Linked DNA regions of Homo sapiens: region 2 is linked to region 1. A link is an interaction called in ENCODE POLR2A ChIA-PET data of the cell type or tissue named here. Cell type or tissue: PC-9. All regions are shown on one strand.

What was found. Peaks named below come from ENCODE experiments on the same cell type or tissue, not always from the same donor. Only the 100,000 strongest peaks of a DNase experiment are listed, where the experiment ranks them.
Region 2: POLR2A ChIA-PET joins it to region 1 with 12 read pairs; 1 of 35 experiments calls an interaction of 5 or more read pairs at or near these places.

What each region holds. Positions count from the first base shown.
Region 1 is chr11:26,576,357-26,584,356 of GRCh38, reverse strand. All of the region lies in intron 14 of ANO3 (anoctamin 3), which reads right to left. It overlaps LOC124902648 (a long non-coding RNA gene), which reads left to right. Exons shown (of 2, transcript XR_007062627.1): 2 at 1-2,354. Among named protein-coding and RNA genes, the nearest start is that of MUC15, 8.1 kb to the right of the region's middle. In PC-9, no CTCF peak of the experiment used is centred here; DNase peaks (open chromatin) are centred at 606, 3,196 and 4,836.
Region 2 is chr11:27,443,943-27,451,942 of GRCh38, reverse strand. All of the region lies in intron 1 of LGR4 (leucine rich repeat containing G protein-coupled receptor 4), which reads left to right. Among named protein-coding and RNA genes, the nearest start is that of LGR4-AS1, 24 kb to the left of the region's middle. RefSeq lists enhancers at 4,307-4,601, 7,537-8,000. In PC-9, no CTCF peak of the experiment used is centred here; DNase peaks (open chromatin) are centred at 4,202 and 7,032; H3K27ac peaks cover 3,084 bases.

The DNA.
Region 1 (8,000 bases):
TGAAACCCTGTCTCTACTAAAAATACAAAAATTAGCCGGGCATGGTGGCAGACACCTGTAATCCCAGCTACATGGGAGGCTGAGGCAGGAGAATTGCTTGAACACAGGAGGCGGAGGTTGCAGTGAGCCGAGATCATGCCATTGCACTCCAGCCTGGCGATAGAGTGAGACTACATCTCAACAAACAAACAAACAAACAAACAAACAAAAAAACAAGACAGAATCTCACCAGGGAAGCCCCTTCTTTATCTGTTTTATATATTGAACAATCAAGATCAATTCTAGTTGAAAAAATAATTATTGCTTAACAAGTTTTGAAAACCACGGTACTATACTTTTAATATGGTTGATTAGAAGGGGTCAGGGAAAGGGGTCAGTTCAAACACAAATGAAGCTAAATATGTCTGAATACGGAGAAAAAAGGAACTCCAAGCATTGTTTTCATCAGAACAGTTAAAGACTTGAAGCCTTCTCAAAAGAAGGCCCAGTTGAAACAATAGTTTATCAGAGCAACAACTCAGATTGCCAGTTTGGACAGCACCCAAGTACTACTTAAGACTCCTCCATTCCCCAGGTTTATTTTCAGCATCATCCTCAAGCATAATGTGCTTTCCCAATGCACTATTGCAACACCACTACACATGAGGTAGAAACAGAAACCTTGCTAAACAGGTTCTGCGTTTGGCAAAAGTGCCATGAATATGGGACATTGTACATCTCCATGCCTGGGGAAAATTCCTCGGTCTTTTTGGTTAACACCTTATAGAAATGTAATGCATGGAGTTCTCTACATGAGCACAAAGTAGACTAATTGATACGAAGAGCCTGTAAATATGTGTGCAGCGGCAGATTTTGAACATTTGGACCGAACTGTATTTGACACAGCGCAATATCTGGAACTGGTTGGTCAAAACCTGCTTGTCTTGTTAAATTTCCTCTGTCCAAGGACATGGAATCTCTCTCTAATTTTACTTCAAATTTCCCTTTCCTTCATTTCTCTAAAAACGTTAAATAAGAAAGAAGATTGTAAAGCCAGCATTTGAAGCCTAAGTATTGAAAGTCTTTGACAATTTCTGAAATCAGACTTGACATCTTTCCCCCGCCTTGCAAATTTCTTGAAGAAATAAGAAGCTACATGTAAGCATCATCATGTTTATTAAATTACAATGAGAACTCTCACTCAATCTTGACCAGAGCAGACTCTTAACTTGGAAGCAGAGTCCCTCTAAAGGTAACTCTTGTGGTCACTCAATATTGTATTGGCATTTGCATATTAAATAGACATTTCAGTAGCATTTATTCAAATTGAATACTCTCAATTGAATTGCTAAAATATTGGAGGTGTCCACACTTGATAAACTACTCAGCTTTTTGCCATGTATTTTTCATAAATGCAATATAATCTTTTAAAGCACAATATTAATTTTTCTCAAGCCTTTTCCTCATCTTACCATCCAATGATTTGATATACTTTCTTTAATTCAGTTGAATATTTTCTAATTAAAAATGTAACATCAACAAAAATAACAGGAGTAAGCACCTTGTCTTATTTACTTCTGAAATCTAGGGATAGAGGAGTGCATGCCATACAGTTGGCCTTTAATTAATATATGTTGAAATAATTAATTAAAAGTATAAAGAAGAAAATAAAAGTCACTAACAATCCCACCATGAATAAACAGCTACTATTAAAATTTGAGTATTTCTATCCAAAGTATGTTTTCTTGAGCAGTATATTCAGGACTGACACCTTGCTGATACTCAGAAGTATGGCCATACTAATTGTTAATTTACAAAGGAAAAAACAAAAACTGAAACTACAACTAAGCTCCTTAAAGACTTCCATCTCCTTACTGGCTAGCCTATCCTTCCCAGGAAACTTTCACCAGGACCAGATACCTGTATAGTCAGTCCCTGGAACAACTTGTGACTCTAGAAAACTGCTCCAGAACTAAGGTCTTCGTCTATTCAAAGTGGCCAGTACTAGAGCCCTAATATTTGCCTTTTCAACCTATATGTATTTATCTGGAACTGGATATAGTACCTCAGTTAGAATGTACTTGTCACCGTAAGTAAACACCGATCACTATAAAATAAATTACTGACTTCACCTTTAAAATAAATGCAATGAAAATTATCTTTTTGATTAAGTAATAATGCTCCTCAGAACATACAGGAACAGCAGTGTGGTACTGAACAAAGACCATGGATTAGAGTAGGGATGTTCTGGGTTTGAAAGGTGCATATATTTCTAATCATCTGACCTTGGACAAATTACTAAATGATGATAAAATTCTGCTGTTACTACTTAATATGAGAATAATAAAACTGTATTCATAAGAGTGTTGTACAAATTGAGAGACAATTTGTAAGTAGTCTATGCTTAATCCACTGGAAGGCCATAATAAATTATAATAACCAATTTTCTTAACACTCTAGTTGTTACACATACCAAGAACTTTGTCTTGGTTTCCCCTGCATGAAGATAATTTTCTGACAGGGAGAACGGAGATATTGTCAATTATTTATATTTCAATTGTTTCACTTTTATAAAAATTCAGTCACAACCAGTCAGTTTCCACATGATACTTTCCATCTTTTGTTCATGACCTAGGAAATGGCATGGCATCTTGTTTCTTTTCTCCTTTTTTTTTTTTTTTTTTTTTTTGAGACAGAGTCTTGCTGTGTCGCCCAAGGTGGAGTGCAATGGTGTGATCTTGGCTCACTGGAACTTCCGCCTCCCAGGTTCAAGCAATTCTCCTGCCTCAGCCTCCCACATAGCTGGGACTACAGGCACGTGCCACCATGCCCAGCTAATTTTTGTATTTTTAGTAGAGACGGGGTTTCACCATGTTGACCAGGGTGGTCTCGAACTCCTGACCTCAGGTGATCCACCTGCCTTGGCCTCCCAAAGTGCTAGGATTACAGGCGTGAACCAAGTGTCCGGCCTTCTCCTTTTGTATTTAAGACTGCTGCCTCTAGAGTCAATAATTTAATCCTAAACTTATGTATGTTCATCATTATAGTGAGCATACAAAAAAAAAAAAAAGGGAATTGCACCATATTTCCAAAGAAGAGAACTGGCATTTACTGAGGACTTACAATGTCCTTGAGTTTGTGCTAGATATTTTTACATTAAGTCACATCATCTTCAAAACAACTCAGGTTAAGTAAACATTATCCATCTCACTCATTATATAAACAAACCGAGACTCTTAGAGGTTAAGTTATGTGAGGAAGTTACTTGGCTGGAATGCTGAATTTCTTCCATGGTTTATTTCAAACATAATTTGGAATAGAACTTTCTTGGCTATATGATCTGTAACTTCTTTCTAGGAAGAAATTAGCATCACAGATAAAACGTTTACGTAAGTTTCTGACACAGCAAAATGAGACAAGGAACTTCTGGGAGGTGAGCTGCTCATCCCACCAGTGGCCCATCAATCAGCAGTTCAAAGGCCTGTGACTTGACATGCTTTCCTTTCTGAGTCTAATAATATTTACTAACCATTTTTTTTAAATAAACATTTCTACTAAGATATAAATCTTTGCATTGGTCTGTTAGAGGACTTTTGCTTTATGGCAAAACTCATAAGATTATGATCCATGCTCATAGCTTAATTGTCTGAAAATATTTCTTTTAAGAGAACACTATATCTGAATTTGTAGATATAGTGTAGTTAAATATGTCTGAATATAGAGGAAAGCACTGTTTTCATCAGAAGAGTTAAAGACTTGGAGACTTCTCAAAAGAAGGCCCACCTGAAACAATAGTTATCAGAGCCTTCTTTTGGCTCTCTATTCAGGAGTGGTATGTTAATTTACATATGTTCTATGGTGCCCAACACAGGTAATGGAAGAGAAATAAGATCTGAATACATGAAGCCAGAAACTATAGGAAATTGTAAAAATTTCAACTAATCTATGAAAGACACTAGAGATTTTGCCAAATTCACAACAATCTTAAAAATGTACGTAATACTGCCAGTGATGAATTATGAAGCTGAAAGAAACTTTGAAACTATCAATAATAAAAACAGAATTAACCATGCTAGAGAAAGAGGAAAGACTGAATTACTTTTATATTCCCTTTATAAAATATTTTTTAAACATCATATAAAGACATAATTTAAAATCTCTAAATTTGCAGACAAATATAGCCCAAAAAGCATTACAGAGATGTGTTTAGCAGTCAGTTGATTAAAATATTTTTAACCTACTGGATTTTGCTTTTTGTGTATGTTATTTTGGAGTTTTAAAAAATTTATAAATTTGTGATTTTTTCCATTCTCATTACTTTTGCACCTCATTTTGTATTGGTATTTTTGTAATCTTTTTCTTAAAAGGGGCTTCCAAAATTGTATATCTCTTCTCATGAATGGCTATAATGCATTAGAAACTTATGTGCCAGTCATGTTGTTACATATTCTACACATGTCTACTCATTACATCCTCATACCAGCTTCATGTGTAAGAAACTGTTCTATTGCTCTTTTACTGGTAATAATGCTGTTCAAAAGTGAACTCGACTCTGCCCCAGGTTTGTCTGACTCCTCAATGTTACTAAAGTACTTATATTTAAAAGAGGGGATTCATAACAACTTTAACTGGATCTTTTTCATGAAAAAAAAGATCCACGTGACTTAATACTTTCTTTTGCTTTTTAAACAAACAAAAAGTGAGGCAGATAAATAGAAAATCCTAGCATATCTAATCTGTTGCTTTCTCCTAATTCAGCACAAAAATTGAGTTCCTTTTCTGTAGCTAAAGAGCTTGTATGAACTGTCAGCTTAGCTAACCATATGTTTTCAATGTTCCCTGCAAATTGTTTAAGGTATGTATAGTCCTTTCAATGGATGAGTAAGTCTTTTGTCATTGTTATTTGCTGCCTGTGGACTTGATTTCAAAATCTTCTTCAGGTCATGAATAAATTTCCTTTTCCTTCTGTCCCTACTTTTGAGCCAAGGAACAAATCAAGATTCTTCCTCAGAGTGTACACACCTTCCCAGGCATCTCACTCTCTCCTCACTCTATCTGCTTCAAGTTATGGCTCGTTGGTGAGAACACTCTGCTGCTGAGGTTATTATTTAGCTATAATAACTTTTTCTAACTAGACAGAAACAAATTAGATATGCCAGGATTTTCTAATTACCTGCCTTAAGTGCTTTTTTAGAAAGCATTAATAAATCATGTGGATCTTTTCCTAGCAGTGGTAAGATAAGTTATAATATTATCAAACTGTCAGTTTTGCCACTTCAATATATGTATGCCTGGTTGTAACCTCACTTAATAAGTTAAGTCCATGTAAAAATAGTTGATAGTTAATAAATTGGGCAAGAGTTGCTTAAACAGATTAGACTATATAACAAAATTAGGGTTTTAAAAGAATAAAGCTGCTATAACAGTACGCTTCATCTCACAGGAATTAATCAGTTATGGTATCTCCACAAAACAGAATATCACGTATTGTTGAAGAGAGCCGTCTCATTTCCCTGCAAGGCTGCCATTTGTAGGTTGAAGAGTCACTTGAGTGCTGGAAAGAAAAGGCTCTATTTCAGAATTCTTCTAATAGCAGGAATCTACAGGGAGCCTATAACTCTCCATTTTAGCAATAGGCCTCTATCCCCATATTCTACACACAGCTTTCTGCCTGTGAACATGCACAAGTGGTCTATCGAGACTAATATAATCGTACTTTTTAACCCTGTTCCTATCAGTTACTTCAAGGAGCCCACAATTTCCAGATCATCCCTCACTCCCCAGGAACTGATCCTCATGCCACCAGGAACAGGGATTGCCTTTGTGATGATCGCCCGCTCCTTCCCAACTTTTGAAACAAATTCACTATTCCCTTTTTACACAAAGTCAAGGCAAAGCCTTTTGTATCCCTTCACCTTCTTACTCTAATTGAAACCTGGGACTCCCCTAAAACCCCACTTTCCATGTAGCACACTCAAGTGATAGCTCTTTGTCTCCTATGTCAATACGTACTGCTGAGGTAGTGAATTTCTTGCTCCTCATTGCTGCTTTAGGACCATATTTCCTCCCTCCTAAACAATTTACAGATTCGAATCTCATATTGTCAATTCATGCTTCCTACTGCCACTCCTTGTGGTAGTCATCTTCTGTCTCCTGGAGACACTTACCTAACATCTATGAAGATTTTAAACTCATGTCTTAATATAACTCTTATCAACATACTCCCAAAATTACTCTTGGAAATTACAATATACACAGATAATCTTTCTAGTACTCTGGCTTCTCAGTTCTTTGATCTCTATCTTCAAAACTGTTTTCTCCTACTCGGTCTCACTCATGTGCTCCCACGACATACTTTTGATCAATAGTAGCAGGCCTTCCATGATATTCAATAATTACATTCATAGTTCTAGTTCACTCCCTATAAACTGCAATTCCAACATTCTCTTGAGCCAGATTATCAGTTCATTGATCCTATCATATTTTTACTATCCTTTCCTCCCTTTGTGCCTTCACTTTTGTCTTTATGTATCCTAATGGGCAATCATTATACTCAATTGGGTGCAAATGCCCTCAACTCTCTAGCTCTTGTTTCAGTTTGTCATAAGCCCATGGTTTAAATACAACCCTAGTTAAACCCATCACTCCATCTACTATCGATTTGTACTCATGCACATTAACATAGCTGGAAAAAAGCACAGCTATTCTGAGTAAATTGTTTTATTTTATATTAATGATTACTAACTTTGAGTAGATCTTTGAGGCTGCCATGCTGTAATACTTTCTCTCTCTCTCTCTTTTTTTTTTTTTTTTGAGACGGAGTCTCTCTCTTGTTGCCCAGGCTGGAGTGTAATGGCGCAATCTCAGCTTCACTGCAACCTCTGCCTCCCGGGTTCAAGCCATTCTCCTGCCTCAGCCTCCCAAGTAGCTGGGATTACAGGCATCTGCCACCATGCCCAGCTACCTCTTTTTTCTGTATTTTTAGTACAGACGGGGTTTCCCCATGTTGGCCTGGCTGGTCTTTAACCTCAGGTGATCCGCCCACCGCAGCCTCCCAAAGTGCTGGGATTACAGGCGTGAACCACCATGCCCAGCCACTTTCTCTCTCTTTTTTAAAAAAAATCTGATACCTATACTCTCAGTTGACAATTTTTCTGTCTACATGACTACCACCAAAACCATATCTACCCACTTATCTATCCTTGTGTCCATATCCTCTACATTCTTACATGTTAGAAGATTTCTGCATCTCTAGTTAAGGCCAACTCTTCTTGTGAAATGGCTCCTATCACTAACCACCTACCAAAGAAAACTGCTCACAATCATATAAATGTGGCCAAGGAATGTCCTTAAGTGAAAAAAAAGTCAAGTTTCAGATCTGAATGGGCCAACGTTGAGAAGAATATTCTAAAAAGAAGAAAAAGTAAACTTACAGCTGTCTCATGAATAGTATATTCACTTTTTGTTATTATTGTTGACAAATATATTAATATTTATTCAATCTTTTATCAATTCACTCATTTAATCTTTCACTTATAAGTTTATCCAGCATTTACTCTGTGCAAGGCATTAGTCTAACCCTGTGGATAAAGCAATGCAGAAAACAGACAAAAACGTAAGCTGTCACGAGCTGACTTTTCTAGTATGGGACTAGATAAGAAATACATACATAAATAAGATATACAGTATGTTAGATGGCAATAAGTGCTATGAAGAAAATGCAGCAGGAGGAGTGAGAATAGGTCAGGAAAAAAGGGTTTCAGTTTTACAAAGTGTGATCAGAGAAAGCCTCTCTGGCAGGGAAAAATTCAGGTAAAAATAAAGAAGAGTTTACTCATTCATTTTTCATGAAATTAATATTCATTGAGTAACTACTATGTGCTGAGAGATGCAAATTCAAAATAATCTAATATGTGCTTGTACACTTAGTTAGATTCCTCTCAACATTTATTCATGCTGACACTGAAGCCTCAATTTTTATCATCTCCAAAAAAATTATTATATTTATAATTAATTAAGTC
Region 2 (8,000 bases), 870 kb before region 1:
AGCAGAGAAAGTACAATATGCAAATTATGCATTAGGTTTATAATTTAAATGGTTTGAATCATATTTTTGAATGGAATGGACATGGCTCTCCTATTATGAAAGTATTTTATTACTGAGTGCTTGGTACAGTCTTAGTATGAGGAATGACCTTGGATCTCTGCCTGTGAATTAGTAGCTGAATGGTGTTTTACTTCTGATGATTCAGTATATTTGCCTTAATTACTGGATTAACCAATTTCTTGCCTCCCACTAAAAGCACACACATTTATCTAAACAGGGGATGAATGAATGAAGTTTTAGGGACTAATTTTTGTGGTATTTAAGCAACAATAGTCTAGATTACCCACAACCTTAATTTCCTTTCATGAGTCTTGTAGATGGGCTTTGTCACCATTTACACTTGATTACTTCATTGTTAACCCCAGTGATGTGATTTAGCATGCAAAGACTTAATTATTCCTTTCTGGCCTAGTGAGAAATTTCCTTCCAATAATTGCCTCCACTGCCCTTTAGCCTCCTTAAAACATTTAGTTTGTTTGAAACAACTTGGTTGCTCAGTAAGCAATTCCAAGCTCAGCAGTGCCTGGCGCTGTCTTTGGACCATAATTTATACCTTTGATATAGTGACTTAGGCCTCAGTTCTTAAGTGATGTCTGGTGGGTACTCTTCATTAAAATAGTGGTGTGAAGCATTTGTCTGAAGTTATGGTTCCAAACTAAATGGTTCTAAACAGTTCTCTGGTGGTCTCTTTAAATTTAACATTTCCTTATTTTAAGTGAAAAATTGTGCTAACTTTGGAAATAAAAGTTGACTCTTTAAACTTTAGTTTTAAGTATTGAAAAGTACCGTTCATTTAGTTGTGAATACTAAAAACTGTAGTGTTTTTAAGAAGTGTTTTTGTAAGGAGTCCTAGAAATAGTATAGATCCTTACATAACCTAGAAATAGTAATCCTGGAAGTAGTATATAGATCATTACATAACCTGCCACTGGACATTATTTTGTCCCAGGGTATCAGACTTGTTGGAGAAATTGAAAGGTTTATGAAGAGTTGGCAAAGAAATGGTTGTTTTGTTTCTAAATATAGGTGCATTGCATCTAGCATCCCAAAGCAAGGAATGGATGTGAGAGCACAATTTTCTTTCTTTTTTTCTTGAGACGCAGTTTTGCTCTTGTTGCCCAGGCTGGAGTGCAATGGCGCGATCTCAGCTCACCGTAACCTCTGCCTCCCGGGTTCAAGGGATTCTCCTGCCTCAGCCTCCCGAGTAGGTGGGATTACAGGTGTGTGCCACCACCCCCAGCTAATTTTGTATTTTTATTAGAGATGAGGTTTCTCCATGTTGGTCAGGCTGGTCTCAAACTCCCGACCTCAGGTGATCCACCCACCTCGGCTTCTCAAAGTACTGGGATTACAGACGTGAGCCACCGTGCCTGGCCTGAGAGCACAATTTTCTGTGTTGAGTATTTTTTATTATACAGCAACAACATTATGGGAAGTTCCGTTTCATTTCCAAGTGGAAGTTTGTGGAATTGAAAGTGTCTATTTTCTACCAGGAGAAATTGAAGATATTCTGCCGGAAGGAAAGTATTCTGCCAGGAGGAGTTGAAAAGTATTAATTGTACCATGTTTCAAGTAGAGGAATATACCCATGTCTCTACTGACAATTTATAAGGCTTGTTGAATGTTGCTTTTTAAATTTTTTTGGTAGCATAGTTTTAAGCTTTAGTCTTAAGGCCCTATTGCCCATCTTCAAAATTCTGTCCCTTCCGTTGTCCTTAATATTAACAGCTTCATTTTGCTCAGAGGATCTAGAATAACAATAGCATATAGGGAATTGGATATTATACAATAAAAATACTAGTATGCCAGTCTTTTGGAAAGCAGAATATCACATTCATCAGACTTAACGAAAGCGTTTTTCAGGGAGATGTAGCCAAGTTCTGCCTTTCAGTTTCCATGTTGAACAAGGCATTTTTGCCTCAAATCATCAGCTTCTAGGGGAACCAACTTTTAGCTAACCTAGAAATAAGTCAAAGGAACACTCACTGAAGAGATATTGTTAATAAAGCAATTCTAATTGTTAAAATATTGATCAGGAAGCATAGCAGAAACAATTGAAGGTCATCCTGTTATATTTTCTGGAGTGTTTTTAAAGAGTTTAGAATATTCAGCTAATTATAGACATACGTCCTTTGAATTCTGGAAGTGGTATCTCCTACAGAATTTTTCTCAGAAATGATATAATTGTCAACATTTTAAACTTTATTTTTATTTTATTTACTTTTTATTTATTGGTCTTCTTCTTTTTTTTTTCTTTTTTTAATAATAGTAAATAACCAAGCAAGTTTTTGATTTTTTTAAGAGACAGCATCTCACTTTGTCGCCCAGGCTGGTGTGCAATGGCGTGATCATGGGTCACTGCAGGCTCAAGCTCTTAGGCTCAAGTCACCCTCCTGCCTCAGCCTTTTGAGTAGCTAGGACCACAGGCACAGGCCACCATACCTGGCTAATTTTTTATTTTTTGTAGAGACAGTGTCTCGCTGTGTTGCCCAGGCTGGTCTTGAACTCCGGAGCTCAAATGATCATCTTACCTCGGCCTCCTGAAGTGCTGGGATTACAGGCATGAGCCATCTCGCCTGGCTGACATTTGACAAAATGATTGAATAGATTTTTGTTAAACTTTAATTATTATGATACTATACATTCAATATTAAAAAATAAACTCTTAGGCATGTCTTGAGGATTCACTCATTATACTTAAGTAGGTATTTATTATTTTACAGCAGCTGATAAATACTGGACAGTGTTGATGATGGGCAGCATGTTCTCTTGGATGAAGATAATGCAAATAATAGTCTTGACTTCTGATAGTTTTATTATTATAAGTTAGCTAACTTATGATAGTTAGATATTGTCAACTAGGTGAGTTTTACCTCCCATTTGCATACTTCCATAGAAAAATCAGAAAAGATGTAAAAATTTATTATAGTATGTGTTTATTATGTTTTATTTAGTTTTTATTAAGTATCAGTGAGTGAATGAGAAAGGCATTTGTTGGTAGTCTTAATCTAGTGAGAGTAGAAGTGAAAGGCAATACTTCTGTCCTCAGGGGGCTTGCTCCAATGGTTGATTTAAGGAGCTCATTTTTGTTAGTCTCATTACTCTCTTCTAGAAAAATGGAATACAGTAAACCTACCTGATATTTTCAAATGCAAATACATATCTGTAGCTTTAATGTTTTATTCAGACTCATGAAATTAGTGTTTCATGACAAAATAATTTGGATTGTGAACAAATGTACAGCAAAATCATTTTGTTTCCATACATTCTTTTCAGCTAAAGAACAACTGAGGCAGGGCGCGGTGGCTCACGCCTGTAATCCTAGCACTTTGGGAGGCTGAGGCGAGCGGATCACCTGAGGTCGGGAGTTCGAGACCAGCCTGACCAACATGGAGAAACCCCATGTCTACTAAAAATACAAAATTAGCCAGGCATGGAAGCACATGCCTGTAATCCCAGCTACTCAGGAGGCTGAGGCAGGAGAATTGCCTGAAGCCAGGAGGCGGAGCTTGTGGTGAGCTGAGATCACACCATTGCACTCCAGCCTGGGCAACAAGAGCAAAAACTCTGTCTCAAAAAAAAAAAAAGAAAAGAAAAAAAAGAACAACTGAAACTCTGGATGATTTATTCTAATTTAAACATGATTCTAACTTACTGATGATTTTATTAAACTAGGTCTTACTAGATTGCCACATTTAAGCCAGTGATCCTGTATTTAATGGTAAGGTCTTTGAAAAGAGCATTATGGAAACAAAATGATTTTACCACACATTTGTTCATGATCCAAATTCTTTAATTTCATACATAAGTAGTTTTGACTCTTACAGTGCTACAGAGAGCAATAACTGTAATCATAGAACCACAGGATATAGACCTGGAATGCATACATGGTGCTATGTTAACATGGAGCATTAGTGAGAATTATAAGGTTCATTGAAGTATATTAAATATAACATGCATAAACCCTATTACTTTCTATTCCTTTAGTGAAATGCGATACTTTGGTTGTACATATATTTTTAAAAATTTAAAGACTTAACACACTGTTGACAAAATGCACATTAGTCAAACATATTGTGAAAGCATAGTGTCAGCCATGAATACAATAGACATACATTTCTAGATGCTTTGTCATAGGATGAACCCCAAAATTGGGGTTCAGCCTCGGAGACCACAGGAATTCTTGGCTTTGCACAGGAAGGAATTCAATAAGAGTGACAAAGTTAAGTGAAAACAAGTTTATTAAGAATGTAAAGGAATAAATTGGCAGAGCAACCCCAAGGGTTGCTGGTTAGCTATTTTTATGGTTATTTCTTTATCATATGCTAAACAAAGTGTGGATTATTTATGCGTTTTCCAGGAAAGGGGCAGGGAGTTCCCCAGAACTGAGGGTTCTTCCCCCTTTCAGACCATATAGGGTAACTTCTGGACATCGCCATGACATTTGTAAACTGTCATGGCACTGGTGGGAGGTTCCTTTAGTAAGCTAATATATTATAATTAGCATATAATGAGCAGTGAGGATGTCCAGAGGACGCTTACACCACCTTGGTTTTGGCAGGTTTTGGCCAGCTTCTTTATTGCATCCTGTTTTATCAGAGTGGTCTTTACCACCTGTATCTTGTGCAACCACTCCTGCTGACCTCCTATCAGCTTCATGCTCAGAATCGTTTGTAAGCGCTTTTTTTTATTATTATTATTATACTTTAAGTTCTAGGGTACATGTGTACAACATGCAGGTTTGTTACATATGTATACATGTGCCATGTTGGTGTGCTGCACCCGTTAACTTGTCGTTTACATTAGGTATATCTCCTAATGCTATCCCTCCCCCCTCCCCTGACCCCATGACAGGCCCCGGTGTGTGATGTTCCCCACCCTGTGTCCAAGTGTTCTCATTATTCAGTTCCCACCTATGAGTGAGAACATGCGGTGTTTGGTTTTCTGTCCTTGCGATAGTTTGCTCAGAATGATGGTTTCCAGCTTCATCCATGTCCCTACAAAGGACATGAACTCATCATTTTTTATGGCTGCATAGTATTCCATGGTGTATATGTGCCACATTTTCTTAATCCAGTCTATCATTGATGGACATTTGGGTTGGTTCCAAGTCTTTGCTATTGTGAATAGTGCCACAATAAACATACGTGTGCATGTGTCTTTATAGCAACATGATTTATAATCCTTTGGGTATATACCCAGTAATGGGATGGCTGGGTCAAATGGTATTTCTAGTTCTAGATCCTTGAGGAATCACCACATTGTCCTCCACAATGGTTGAACTAGTTTACAGTCCCACCAACAGTGTAAAAGTGTTCCTATTTCTCCACATCCTCTCCAGCACCTGTTGTTTCCTGACTTTTTAATGATCGCCATTCTAACTGGTGTGAGATGGTATCTCATTGTGGTTTTGATTTGCATTTCTCTGATGGCCAGTGATGATGAGAATTTTTTCATGTGTCTTTTGGCTGCATAAATGTCTTCTTTTGAGAAGTGTCTGTTCATATCCTTCGCCCACTTTTTGATGGGGTTGTTGCATGACTAAAACACCAAAAGCAATGGCAGCAAAAGCCAAAGTTGACAAATGGGATCTAATTAAACTAAAGAGCTTCTGCACAGCAAAAGAAACTACCATCAGAGTGAACAGGTAACCTACAGAATGGGAGAAAATTTTTACAATCTACCCATCTGACAAAGGGCTAATAACCAGAATCTGCAAAGAACTTAAACAAATTTACAAGAAAAAATCAAACAACCCCATTTTTAAGCTCTCTATAGGCAGGAATCAACTCTCACTCAGCATCTTTTTAGTTCTTCCCTTGGTTATATTTGTGCCTTGCATGTAACATACTCTTAAATGTTGAATAATTTGAAGGACATAGACAGATTGTCTTTCGATATTCTATTATATTTTACTGGTGACATTTTATTAATTAACTTGCTTAGCCAAAGTTTATACCATGAACATCAAATATGTGGCTACTGCACTTTTTTTTTTTATTTTTTGAGACAGGGTCTCACTCTGTTGCCCAGCCTGTAGTACAGTGGCGCCATCTCAGCTCACTGCAACCTTCACCTGTGGGCTCAAGTGATCTACTGGCCTCTGCCTTCAGAGTAGCTGGGACTGCAGGCATGCACCACCAGGCTTGAAAAATTTTTAAATTTTTCTGTGGAGACGAGGTCTTACTGTCTTGCCTAGCTGGTCTCAAACTCTTTACCTTATACCATCCTTCTACTCGGCCTCCCAAAATGCTTGGATTACAGGTGTGAGCCACTGAAACCAGCCTCTATTGTACTTCTAAGTGTGCTGCTGTATTCGTTGGGGGAGGAGGGACAATATGAACTGTGCTTCCTGTTTTAACATTTATGAAGCCCTTCATGTGTACCAGATATCATGCTAAGAGCTTTATATGTGTGAGTTTACTTGATCGTCATAACAGCTGTATAAGAGGTATTCTTTATCTCCATTTTAAGCTCAGAAAACTGAAGTACAAAATGTTTAAATAAGCGTTAGTCAAATATATTGAAAATATATATCCAGGGTCATGATTTATAATCTGTAACCAGAATTTGAACCCACATAGTCTGACTCCAGAGTTCGTGCCCTCCAGTCTCTCACACTGGCCCGCACGTGTCCATAGGTGATAGGGTTTGGTGGAAAAGACAGACATGCACGAATCAAATACAGTATGAGAGTACCCTAAAGGAGGGATGAACAAAGGGCTGTGGGAGCAAAGAGGAGGGGAATTTACTCTGCCTTGGGGATTGGAAGGCTTCACAGCAGAGGTGACATTTGAGCTGGGTCATTTAGTCTTCTGTAGGGCAGCTGCCCGAGTTCTGCCTTGTTTGAAATAAGCACATTTACAAGAGAATAGTGGAGCACATTCCACTTGATGGATTGGATTGACAGATTGAAAGTAACTCCCCAGAATGATGGCTTTGTTAGGTATTTGTTCTCTGAGAACCCTACCTGCCACTCCCCTTTGGTGAATTGTGGCAAGAAAGCTGTCACATTAAGCTGTCACTCAGGATACTTGTGAGAGGGGGAGGGAAGAACAAATTATGGGCAGAACTAGGTATTTTCAGAACAGTCTAAAACCCGGAAAGATTATATTTCAGAGCATTTAAAAGTGAACACAACAGCCTTTATTTAAGTTGTGCAAAAAGAAAATTGAATAATGAAAACTTAATTAGGCTATGGATATTTTTAAAGCTGGACATTCTGATTCTTATCCACCCTAATTATATGAAGCTTTTTAAAGGCCAAGATAGAAAAAGAAATCAATTATAGACCTACACAAAGTTCTTATAGAGATTGTTTAATTGTAAAAATATCTTTCTTGTGTGTGATTTTTAAGGAGTGTTTCAGAAGTAGATTCAATTCCAACTTGTATGACCCTTTGTCTCGGTTGACTAGTTGTTTGCTCTAAGAATATTTCATGTTTTGCTGTTTCTTTCAGTTTGTAGGTGCTAAGCTATTGAAAGGTTTAGAGACTAATCTAGGTCTTTCTAAATTATGGCTGCTTGCAGTTTTATTCCTGGAGAAATGGTTTAACAGCACTTCTTTGAGTTGGCACTCTTCTGCCTGTCTCAGCTCTAACTTTCCCGCCTCCTTCTCAGTAGTCCCTCTTTCACCCTCCACTCCCCAAGCCTGAAATGGAAAGAACTTGCTTTGTTACTGATGATAATATTTAAGCTCTAAAATTTTAACAGTGTTTCAGTTGCAAATAAATGGAAATTGTGTATTCTGTTTAATGTGTTTCAGAAAATCCCTGCTATTTTTTTTTTCTTTAAATACAAGAAAACAGGCGTGTAATGCCTCATTGAAAAAAGCCTGTAGGGGTGCTTTGTGCAGGTCTTAATTAAGGGCTTTGAAAGACCAAACAAAAGGAAAAAGGAAAATGCTACAGGGTTATTGTTATTCCACCCCATTGGCTCAG